Regions from separate parts of the Mus musculus genome. Here region 1 is linked to region 2. Evidence: chromatin contacts called from ENCODE Hi-C or POLR2A ChIA-PET data. All regions are on one chromosome and are shown on one strand. The core of a region is the stretch at or near the end of the contact, and the rest is flanking DNA. Distances in the headings are between cores, read along the strand shown. Region 1 overlaps Pkp2 (plakophilin 2). Region 2 holds the start of Pkp2 (plakophilin 2).

What was found. Hi-C counts contacts between places; a loop is a spot of excess contacts on that map. ChIA-PET counts read pairs that join two places held with the same protein, here RNA polymerase II (POLR2A).
Region 1: a loop to region 2 is called in a map of heart, with 4 times the contacts of the local background. The contact joins the enhancer-like site here to the promoter of Pkp2 in region 2. A Hi-C loop is called at or near these places in 5 of 37 maps with a recorded cell type or tissue (all heart). POLR2A ChIA-PET finds 5 or more read pairs at or near these places in 1 of 5 experiments (Patski).

Annotation. Positions count from the first base shown.
Region 1 is chr16:16,250,561-16,256,098 of GRCm38, reverse strand. The region is part of intron 6 of Pkp2 (plakophilin 2); the gene reads right to left. Among named protein-coding and RNA genes, the nearest start is that of Pkp2, 40 kb to the right of the region's middle. Within about 2 kb of position 2,243, at least 1 of the 3 ENCODE cell types and tissues checked has a DNase peak (open chromatin) inside an H3K27ac peak, as active enhancers do; it is heart, where a contact is called at or near this core.
Region 2 is chr16:16,211,800-16,217,269 of GRCm38, reverse strand. Pkp2 (plakophilin 2) reads right to left here and starts at 3,925. Exons shown (of 13, transcript NM_026163.2): 1 at 3,675-3,925. The coding sequence starts at 3,897.

The DNA.
Region 1 (5,538 bases), core at 994-3,493, 41 kb before region 2:
AGCCACCTCGACCCTTGCTAGAATTCAAAGGAAGACTGCTGTGTCGCTGTGAAGATTAATGGTGTCACGGCGGAATCATCATTCACACAGTAACCGAAGGCATGGGAATAGGATTTCCATAGCACAGGGAACAGCCTCACGAACTGACAAATGAGACTACATGAAATTAAAAAGTTTCTGAACAGAAAAAGAAACAGAATAAACAGACAACCCAATGAATAAGAAGAAAATGTCCATTTATACCTCAAACACGGGGTTAATAGTTAGAACATATAAAGGAGGTCGGACATTAAACCTAAGAAACAAACCAACCAATCAAAAAACAAGCCAATGATCTGAACAGTTTTCAAAAGAACAAATGCAACTGGGTTAGGGGTTGGGGATTAAGTTAGAACACTTCTCTAGCACACATGACGTCTTAGGTCCAATTTCCTGTAGACGTGAAACAAAATGAAATTAGAAAACCCCTATAAAACAAAACCAAACAAAAAACTGCTCAGTATTTCTAGCCACGAGAGAAATATAAATTGAAACTACTTTGAGATAATATTTCAGCCTTGTCAGAAAGACCATCAAGAAATCAAATGACAACAAATGCTGGAGAGAATGTGAGGAAAGAGGAACCTTAGATACTATTAGTAGGAATGGGAGCTTATGCAATCACTGGAAAGACTAAAAGAAAATTACCATACAACCCAGCTGCTCCTGGGCATACACACAAAGGGCTCTAATCCTACAATAGAGATATGTGCACTTCCACATTGTGGCTGCTGTACTTACAATAGTGAAGAAATACAACCAGCCTGATGGTCATCAAAAGATGAATGAACAATGACAATTTTAGACATATACAAAATGGATTTTGTTCAACTATAAGAAAGTAAGTTTCAGGAAAATGGATTGGGTTAGGAAACATACCAAGGGCCAGGCTTATATACTAATGTCTGCCTCTAACTGTTAAATCTGCACCTCCAAGTAGGAGGGAATGGAAAGCCAGGAAACTAAGGGAGTGAAGTGTTGAGGACTGGGCTGATCCAAGGCTTTCCCTGAGAACATGATGTACATAGAGAGAGGACATGCTGGATGTAAGTCACAGCTGCTGTAAGACCTTCTGACCCCAGCTTTTGTCTTCTCTATCGTCCTCATCCCTGGCACCCCCCCCCCCCATGATGTTGTCACTGAAGAATGACCTGCTGGTCCAGGTCAAACTACTGCCTGAACAAGGACAACCAAGTATGGTAGAAAGAGAAAGTGCAGCCATCCTCTACAGACAAACACAGCATTGCACAGTCACACCACAGGGACCACCTGAAGGCAAGAGGGCACACTGCAGGGTGGACACTTGCTTTCCTTTAGCTGCTTGCATCGTTTTCCATTTTAGTTCTCGTAATGTATTGCTAAAGTCCTGACAAAGCCAGGATAAGGCAGGTCTGGTGGCACACACCTTTAATCCTAGCACTCGAGGCAGAGGTGCAGAGGCAGGAAGATCTCCAAGTTCAAGGCTAGCCTGGTCTACAGAATGAGTTCTGGAGGCTCTCAGAAACCCTGACTCTAAAAACAAACAAACAAAATCACCAACCAACCAACCAGCCTCAAAAGTTCCTTATTTAAAAAAATAAATCTATTTTATTTAAAAAAAATCTGCCCTTGGTTTCCTAAAATGGTTCTATAAATTTAAATATATGGGGACATATAGGTAAATGTCTAAGGACAAACTTCCTCCTACAAAGGCCAGTGGATTTCCAATGGATGAGTTTGCACTGGAATTTGATTACAGATTATTTACCATAGCATAAAGTTGAATAAATTGTAATTTAACACCCTGTATAGATCTGGTCAGTCTCCTCCAAACAGAAGATAAAAGATAAAAATAAAGAACAGAAAATAGGGATAAAAAGATCTTGAAAACTTGGCATCAAGTTTAAAATTACTTTTGCTTCAGAGCATGAGAAATGGTTTTTTATTTCAAAATTGCCAAAAATGGCTCTTATCTATTTATCTGAGCCAAATACCTCTACTACAGCAGGTCCCTTACAAACAGATGGACTAAGAGAAAGAACACAGTTGAGTGTTGTAGTAGTGGCCAAACAGAGACAAGCAGTGCTGGCTCATGGCTGTGCTGGCTCCAGAAGACCTCAGTGCTGGCAAATGTGTGGTCTTTAAAGGCTGGGGCAGCCAGCTGACCAGTCTCCGCCCCTCAGAGCAAAGTGATACCCTCACAAGAGAAAGGGAGCCAAGCTGTATTCACTCAGGCAGTGGCACAGCAGAGGGGGGTGAAAGTGTCTGTTAGGGGTGGCCAGGCACTGACAACTTCATAATGATAGAAGCTCCGAAATATCCTCTTAGGTCTCCCCCACTTCCACCCCTCCTCCTCTAAAGTATTTCTGCACATCAGGTTTTGCTAGCTCAGACTTCTAAACTAATTCCTAAATTCCTCTCTTAGATGCTATCAGAGCTAATGAGCCCCAACTCATAAACAAAAGAGCTGCTGTGGCCAAATTGTCCTGTGCTGTTTAAGCCAAAGCGCTGAGTCTGGAGTACTGGATTTGGCCTCCCATTTCAGATGGAAGCGTGTTTTTTCTCAGTTTGTCCTTTAAACACCTCTCCTAGGTCACAGAGGTCCCCTGGCTCTGTGACAGGGAGGAGAACAGAACAGTCTAAGAGATAAATTAAAAAAGTAGAAGCTGAAGCTGAGCTGGCAGGTCCCTCTGTTCCCTCTCTGACAACCACCCTGTTCCTTCCCTCTGTTCTCTCTCTGACAACAACCCTCTGGGCTCAGCATCCTGGAGCTGAAAAGATGTTGATTTTATCATTTTAATGGTGTCTTAATTTTGATATGATTTTTATATAATATACAAACCTAACAAAAAAGCTAATATTTTAGACTGCTAGACCAAAAAAAAAAAAAAATCAAAACATAATTACAGTAGCTGCCATTCAATATCTGCTAAGGTAGGTTCTACTGGGTCTTCATAACTAAAGTATAATTGTCCCAAACAGGTCATGTCATCCAAGGGGAGATTGATCTATATGACTATGTTATCTCATGGTATTAAATGATAAAAATGTTATACATTTTGTTTTGTTTTGTTTTTCGAGACAGGATTTCTCTATGTAGCCTTGGCTGTCCTGGAACTCACTCTGTAGACTAGGCTAGCCTCAAACTCAGAAATCTGCCTGCCTCTGCCTCCCAAGTGCTGGGATTAAAGGCATGCACCATCACTGTCTGGCAAAAATGTTATAAAATTAAAACATAAAATGTTTTAATAAATAAGGAGATATCTATCTATCTATCTATCTATCTATCTAGAGAGATCGTTTTGTTTACAGAATAAAAAACTAAAAGGTTTCTATAAAATATAAAAGGTCTGGATAACTTATTTGGGGTACAAAGGTAATACATACAATATTAAAGTTTGTAAGGTCTAATACAAATGATAAAAAAACTAGATATATTTAAAAATATTTGGCTATTCTAGTATTACAATATCAGACTGTTGTAACTCCTGATGTTCCTCATGGGCACCTGTGCTGCTCCGTCAACTGTGTATCACCCACCATTCTCTCTGTTTGTCATTGTCTATTTGCATATGTGTTCCTCTCATTGGAATGGCCCACAAGTGTTACGTCTCAGGAGCCTGGCAGGGTTGGATGTAGTTTTCAAACATTACCAATTTATTCCCTTGACATTTTCCAGTTTCTCATCACCCACAGGTCACCCTGTCATTGGAGGGTCATTTTTTCTTTTTCTTTCCTTTTTTTTTTTTTAAGATTTATTTATTTTATGTATATGACACACCAGAAGAGGGCATTGGATCCCATTACAGATGGTTGTGAGCCACCATGTGGTTGCTGGGAATTGAACTCAGGACCTTTGGAAGAGCAGCCAGTGTTCTTAACCATTGAGCCATCTCTCCAGCCCCCTGGATGGTCACTTTTTAGTATGCAACACCAATCCAGAACCCTGATTTAAAATGAATTCACTCTTGGGTGGCATGTCCCATGGATCTAAAGAACTCTGTGCCTCTGAATGTGGTACTAGTTAACTTGTCCTGGAGGTGCTCTGTAGTAGTTTGAATGAAAATGGCTCCTATAGGTTCACAGGAAATAGCATTATTTGAAAAGATTAGGACATATGGCTTTGTTGAAGTAGATGTGGCCTTCCTGGGGGAAGTGTGCCATTTGGTCTTAGGTTTTATTAAGACATTAGGCCTTCTTGGTCTGGATGAAGACAGGTTTCTAATATCCCACCCATCTATTACATTGTCTCCAAAGAAAAGGCTCAATTGAACTTCTGGGTGTTAGCCACAATGGACCATCATAAAGACATTCTTTTTATGTTTGAAATCAATGCTTCTGTTAACCCTCCATATATATTGCTGACTGGGAGTCCCTCTATTCCAAAAGGTGTGTGCATTTCAAAATGACCTATATCAATCATTCTCTTTCTAATTATGTGGAGTCCCCCTCCACACTGACCAAGGATTTGTTGTACCAGTTACAGAGATTTAACTTCCTTTATCCTTCAGCCTTCGATCACTATTGTTGACTGAGGGGGCATAGTTCTTTGTCTAAAGCCAGGAATATGCTTGGCATAAGACAGAGCTTGTACAAACCCTCCTAACCCCAGCTTTTGTCTTCTTGTTGTCTATTTTCTCTATTGTCCTCATCCCTGGCACCTCCCCCTCATGACCCAGTTACTGAAGAATGACCTGCTGGTCCAGGTCAGGGGGTTAAGTAAGGGAAGAGAGCAGAGCAAAGTAGAAGTGGGGAGGACTGGGGAAGGTATAACAAGAAATGAGAGTCAGGGAGACAGAGGGAGTGGGGAGGACTGGGGAGCAAAGACAATGAAATATGTTTTTGAAAATTCCATATGGAAACTTCATAATTATATATTAATTTATAATCAATTAAATACTATCAAACTTATAGCTACAATTTAGTGCATATGCTAAACAGGATGGTGAACAATTCATCTGTACTTTTTATAACACTTCTGAGGCTATGGCACCCTAGAATTTGCCATAATCATGACATTATTAGCATCTGAAATCAGAATGAACTGCTGTTCTTCATGTAAAGTCTCTGGCATGCTCTGGTATGCTCTTACAGACAGCACTGAAAGGAAACCTGCTAACAATACTTTGAAGCTCTGTATCTAGTGTGCAGTCAAGGAGCCTGGGGAAGTGATAAGCTGACACACAATGTTTTAAGGCAAAGGGTTTGAGGCCCTGTCACTAGTTATAAGGATGTGAGAGTGGCAGGTACAAGGGCTGGTAAAGTAAGTCACTTCCCCCACAGAAGAAATATGTGAAGAGTCAGAAATAAGTAGGGTTATTTGTACTTGATGATGTGGTTTCTCACACACTGTCTGGTGGCTCTGGGCCCAGGCTCCTTAATTCTACCCACCGTTAGCTCCAAGAAGGCCTAGTCTCTTAAGTACTTGATAAGCAGTTGGCAAAGTCTACTCCAGACTATAAGATGCTGGCCTATCTTCCCTTGTTGGAGATGTAGACCCAGTCTTTCATTTAACTTTCT
Region 2 (5,470 bases), core at 2,676-5,175:
TTACCAAATCTGAATGAAAATATGCTATGGGATAACACAGAAGTCACTGTACGCTGAGGCCTGAAAGACACTCACACTCACAGCAGTGTGGGCACAGTCCCACCACTGGCTTCTCCCCTCCTGTCTCCTTCCTCCTGAATGACTAACCCTCTCACTCAAGAGTGACTCATCCATGTAATACCCTTTAGCAAAGGAGTCTTACAGTGCAAAGCTTTATGCTATTTTATCTTGTTAGCTTAGCATTGGTTTTACATTAAAATTGAATTTCTAGTCTAGTTAAAAATCATTAAAAGCTTTTATTTTACTTCTCTGAAAGGGCAAGTCTATTGTTGGCAACTATAAATGACAATTATGAAACAATTTCTCTTTGCAGCAGCACCTGTTAGCTGGCTTTGTGTTACGAACAGGGTTTTATGCTATAGACTAGGCTTGTCCTAAACTCACAGCCATTCTCCTGCCCCAGCCACCTCAGTGCTGGGATTATGAGCATGAGCCACTACACTTGGCTTTTCTAACTGCACCATTTGAAGCCCAGGATAAATGTGTAGTCCTCTCTCCAGAATCCACTCTAATCTCCAGTACTGATAGTTGCTTCTTCAGGAAGTCGTGTAAGTAACAAGCATGGCTAAAGTTTTTATGGTAGCTCTTCAAAGACCTTGTAAAATGAATTGGAATATAGTTCACTGTGCGTTATAAGCATTACATACTACAATTTCTTCCTATTTGGGCACTGGAGAGAGAGAGAAAGACAAGGTAGTAAGTAAAACTGTTTTACACTATAGTCATTTTTTGCTAGCTTTGCTAGCTTTCTTTGCCACTTTTAAATGTTTCATTCTGACTTTTATAGATTTTAAAATTTGGTAAAACATATACATATTTTATAATGCAGCCACACACACACCGTTGAACCTAAGAGATAAAACTGACTTTAAAATATTCACCAGTTTAAAATGATACCAAAAGTCAGTGAGTGATTTCCAGGGAAACCATACACCGTAAGAAAGCCACGGAGGGTGAAAAAGCCTTACAAGGCATTAACCACAAACCTTTCGGCAGACTGTCTGCTGCCTCATCCTTTCTGGTATGTCAACAATCCAGAATTCTCCAGGGTACTGGGGCTAAGGGCAGTAACATCAGGGTCACTCTTTCCAGATCAGCACTGTTTCAGTGCTGTGTTTCCACACTACAGACAGGACACGGATATAAGGAAAATATAAAGCAATCCAGCCACTCTAAGTCCCAAACACTTCCAAAGTACTTCAGTTAAACAGGTGGGAGTCACCTCCTGCTGCTGCTCCAGGGTACAGGGAAGCCCGGTCCCTGTAGCTGACCTCCTTCAGAGTAGGGGTCTGATGCCTTACCCCCGCCTAAGCTGCACTTCTCTGCAGCCTGCCAAAGAGCTCTGTGGTAATCAAAAATAGCTCAGGGCTTTATCCCTTAGTTGGAAAAAACCACTCAACGGAACAGAAGCACCAAGGCTGAGTCTTTGTTCTCTCATGTCAACTCGGCACTATGAAATATCCGTGCACACTTCTACAGTAACGCATGCATCTCCAGCTATGCTCCCTGCACAAGCCTAATAAACTTCTGAGATTTAAAGCTCCTAGTTTCAGAGTGTGGGGGTGGGACTGGTGAGCTAATATCACAGTTCCTCCAAACAGATTTTCAAAATTCTCTTTGGCTGGGAGAACTTTGCATTTGAAAGCTCTGTGGCACCCTTGCTGTTCTCTGGGTACTTAGGGCTTTTGATTCATGACTGCATTTCCTTGGGTTTAAACTTCTTGTTACAAAGCACACCAAATGTGTGTTTAATTCAGCACCAGAATGATGCCCCTTGGAGAAGAACACGTTCAGTGGCAGTGGTTGAATTCACCAAACAGCTCCTGTATTATTCCGTAGAGAGGAGACACCAATTTTCTAGGACTTGGACCATCATCCTACAGCTGTTGATAGATATATGCCTCCCCCCACTCCACCCCTAAAATGATCACCTTATAGTATCTAGCTCATCTACCTTTCCAATTCCATTTAAGGACATAACAGAATGGAAATGCATGAAATTGGAGATGACCAGCTGCCATATGATAGCAAAGTGCTTAGCAAAGCTCCCTGTTCCTTCCTCCTACACTGGACCCCCACCCCCACCCCCACTCCCACCATTTGTTTACTAGTTGATGCCTGCTTGTTCTTCTGGCTGGCCACCCTTACAAGATAAGGAAGAAGGCTCTTCAGTTCCACGTTAGCACTGGGCATGAGGCTTTTCACACTGCAGGATGCAATGGCAGGACTAGCCAGACACTGCCCTCAGTCATCCTGGAGTCCTTTGCCACATTCCTAACCCTAAGGTTTGCTTTTTCTTCTCACCAGGAACTAAAGCAGTTCTTTCCTGTGTAAACCTTTCCATCCTCTTAGAACTTCCTTAGTTTTACTTAGAGGAAAAGGAGTCGTTACAGGGAAGTTTAGTTCCCAAGTAATTTCATTTTGTGTTAGTAATCAAACACTTAATATGTTAACTCATGATCGACTTAAAACTCCACATTTTGGCTTTTATATACCACCTATGCCACTTTCTGTCTGGAATCTTGACTGTTTTATTTGCTCAGTTTCCTTGTCTCTAAGCTTGGATCCACAGTAAACCCAGCCCATGTCTGTAATCTCAGCACATGGGAGACGGAGACGGGAAGTTTGAGGCTGCATCTTAAAAATCGTATCTATATCTACACATATGGAAAGAGAAAGGAAAAAAATACACAGTTCATTTTAAGAAGATAATATAAAGTGCGAACCACATAGCCTAATTAGGGACGTTACAGGCACTCACTTACATGAGCTTGCAATCATTAAACACCTCTTTACTTTTCAAGTATGCAAACATCAACTGCCCTAACCTTTAGACAAACTGAAAAGCGGACAGCCTCCCAGACTCTGCTATTTGAAATCCACATGCTGGCACGGAAGCATTATTATTCTTAATGGTAATCACATTTACCAGAGCTTCTGATCTTTCTGATCAACCACACTTCTGTCAACTAGTCTGTGTGGTGGGGGGTTGATTTTTTTTTTTTTAATGAGGGCGGTTCTGCACCCACGCATCTGTTGGTTCTGGTGTGTGGGTGTGAGGTGGGCAGGCGGGGCTACCTTCAGCCTGGCCAAAGTCTCCTTCCTCCTTATCCTCCGCAGGGTGTTCAGGTTGCTCCCAGACCCAAAGCCGACTTGCTCAATTTGTTTAGTCGCAGATACGGAGTGGAGCACTTGGACGAGGTAACCTCAATTTAGAGGATGGAGGAACCGCAGGGCTTTGAAGGTTTCTTTCTAAAAATATTTATAGAGAGTCGTAAACTCTAAAACATCTCAATAAAAGCCCAAAGCGCCTTATTCCAGAAGATCAATCTTGCATACCAAAGTCTGCATAAAATTTCAAAGTGTTTTTTAGAATCTCAGGGAGAGAACCCGGAGCGAGCGGCGAAGGGTGAAACCGATCGAATTCTTTAATACAGACAATTGTGTAATTAACAAACGAATAAGGTAGACCAGAACCAAAGGTTAGGGAGGAAGCGTGTCCAAAGCGACCAACCACGAGCCGGAAAAGGTAAGGTGAGCAACAGGTGGGCGGGCGGACACCGGTTCGCACCGGGGAGACCTACGACTAGCACGGCGGGTGGGGTTCGACTCACCGCTGACCGCAGAGCTCCGGCCCCGGCGGGCCAGGGTCTGCTGCACCTGCTCCTGGATCCGCTGGCTCCGGGCCGCCGGGTCGCCGCGGCCGCTGCTGCCGGCCAGCCTCAGTCTGGCCTCGGAGGGCAAGGCCAGGCTGGAGCTGTCCAGGTGACCCAGGATCTGCTGGCCCAGCACAGTCCGGATGTAGCCACACTCGGCCAGTGAGCCGGGGACGGCCATCGCGTCGGCGGAGTGACCAGGAGGGACTGCCAGGACCTGCCCGCAAAGCCGCAGAGGCGTGGGGACCGGCAGCAAACCCCGCCCCGCCCCGCCCCGCCCCGCCCCGCCCCGCCCCGTAGGACCCAGGCCCTTAGGGGACAGGGGCGTGGCTCCTGCAAAGCAGGCGCACTCCGCCCGGGGCGAGCACGTCCTCTGAGGCCCCCACGTATTCTCGGCTCGCGAAGGATTGTGGGAGGAGCTGCCCTTAGGACAGGTGCAGCTGGGAACTTCTGCTGTGAGTAGCACATCTAGTTAGTTAGGGTCAGTTACACTGTTCCAAACGTTCACAGATAATGAAACATGTATGAAATAGACGTATTTTAAAGGTTTTTTTTTTTATCCGTAGTACTTCAGGACGCCGAGCTTTTTGTACAGATGGAGCCCCAGAAACATATGTTCTCCCTCAGTGAAAGCCTCTGCTTGCTCTTGCAAATACACAAATTGTACCCAGTGCGCTCTTGTCCACCCACTTCCTTCTTAAGGAACATGCCCACACAGAGAAACTCCAATAAGAGGCCCAGAGAAAAGATGACTTTTAATACTCAGTTTTAATAGCTCTTCTAACGTTGACTAAGCCCTCTTTATGACAAGCTCTTTGCAGGGGAACTCATGAACGAGGTTTCTCACTTAAATCTCCCGAACTTGAGTTTATCATGCTATTAACTATGCTTCACATGCAATTGGGCTAAGAACAAGAGCTAAGCTCAACAGAAGGGTCCTTGAACTTAAAGTTGACAACCGATGCTACTCTCCACATACTGGTATTTAGACTTGGGAGAAGAAAAGAAAAACATCTATGTTTGTTATCAAGTGGGGTCTTTTCCTTTGGTTGCTAGGGTTTGTACCTTTGTTGGAACAGCTAGGGAACACAACTTCTCTTCTTCCCCGGTTCCTAACTAAACAGTTAATGTGGCTTCCTGTTTTGCCTTCGAGCATCGAGGAAATCAGGGACGAGTCACTCTTTCTCCACAGGCCACATAGTCAAAGGTCATAAGGAAAGCTCTGGAGGTGGGAGCTATGAGGTCAGCAAAAGCAACTGGGCCAGTCTTTAGGTAAATTGTGCCCAAAAGCTTGGCTTGCCAAGTCAGGTGTAAATAATGTACAGATGTGATGCTGAGAGCTTACCGAAAACAAGAATGTTATGACGGTTAAATTACAGCAACAAATCCTGTCACCAGCCCCTTGTAAGCAACCTGTTTCCCTTCATCTATCTCCTAGCTCCTTCTGAAAGTCCCAGGTCTGTTGCTTTAAAAGATAACTGCAGCGCCTGCTTCTGCAGGGCCAGGACTCACTCTGGCTTCTGTACCTGGAGAACTATGATTGGTAAGGTCCCATTCTGCTTTCTTCAGCAAGAGACAAACAGGAAATTTCTCTTATTTATCTTAGGAAGTGTAACTTCACTTTCCTGTTTCTTGTCAAATCACTTTTTAAAAGTTCTGTTGTAATTGATTATCTTATTATGCAGGCTCCAATAAATGAGGATATCTTGTAGTTGGTAGTTGGATGGTTTGATAAAAGAATGGCAATTAGAAAT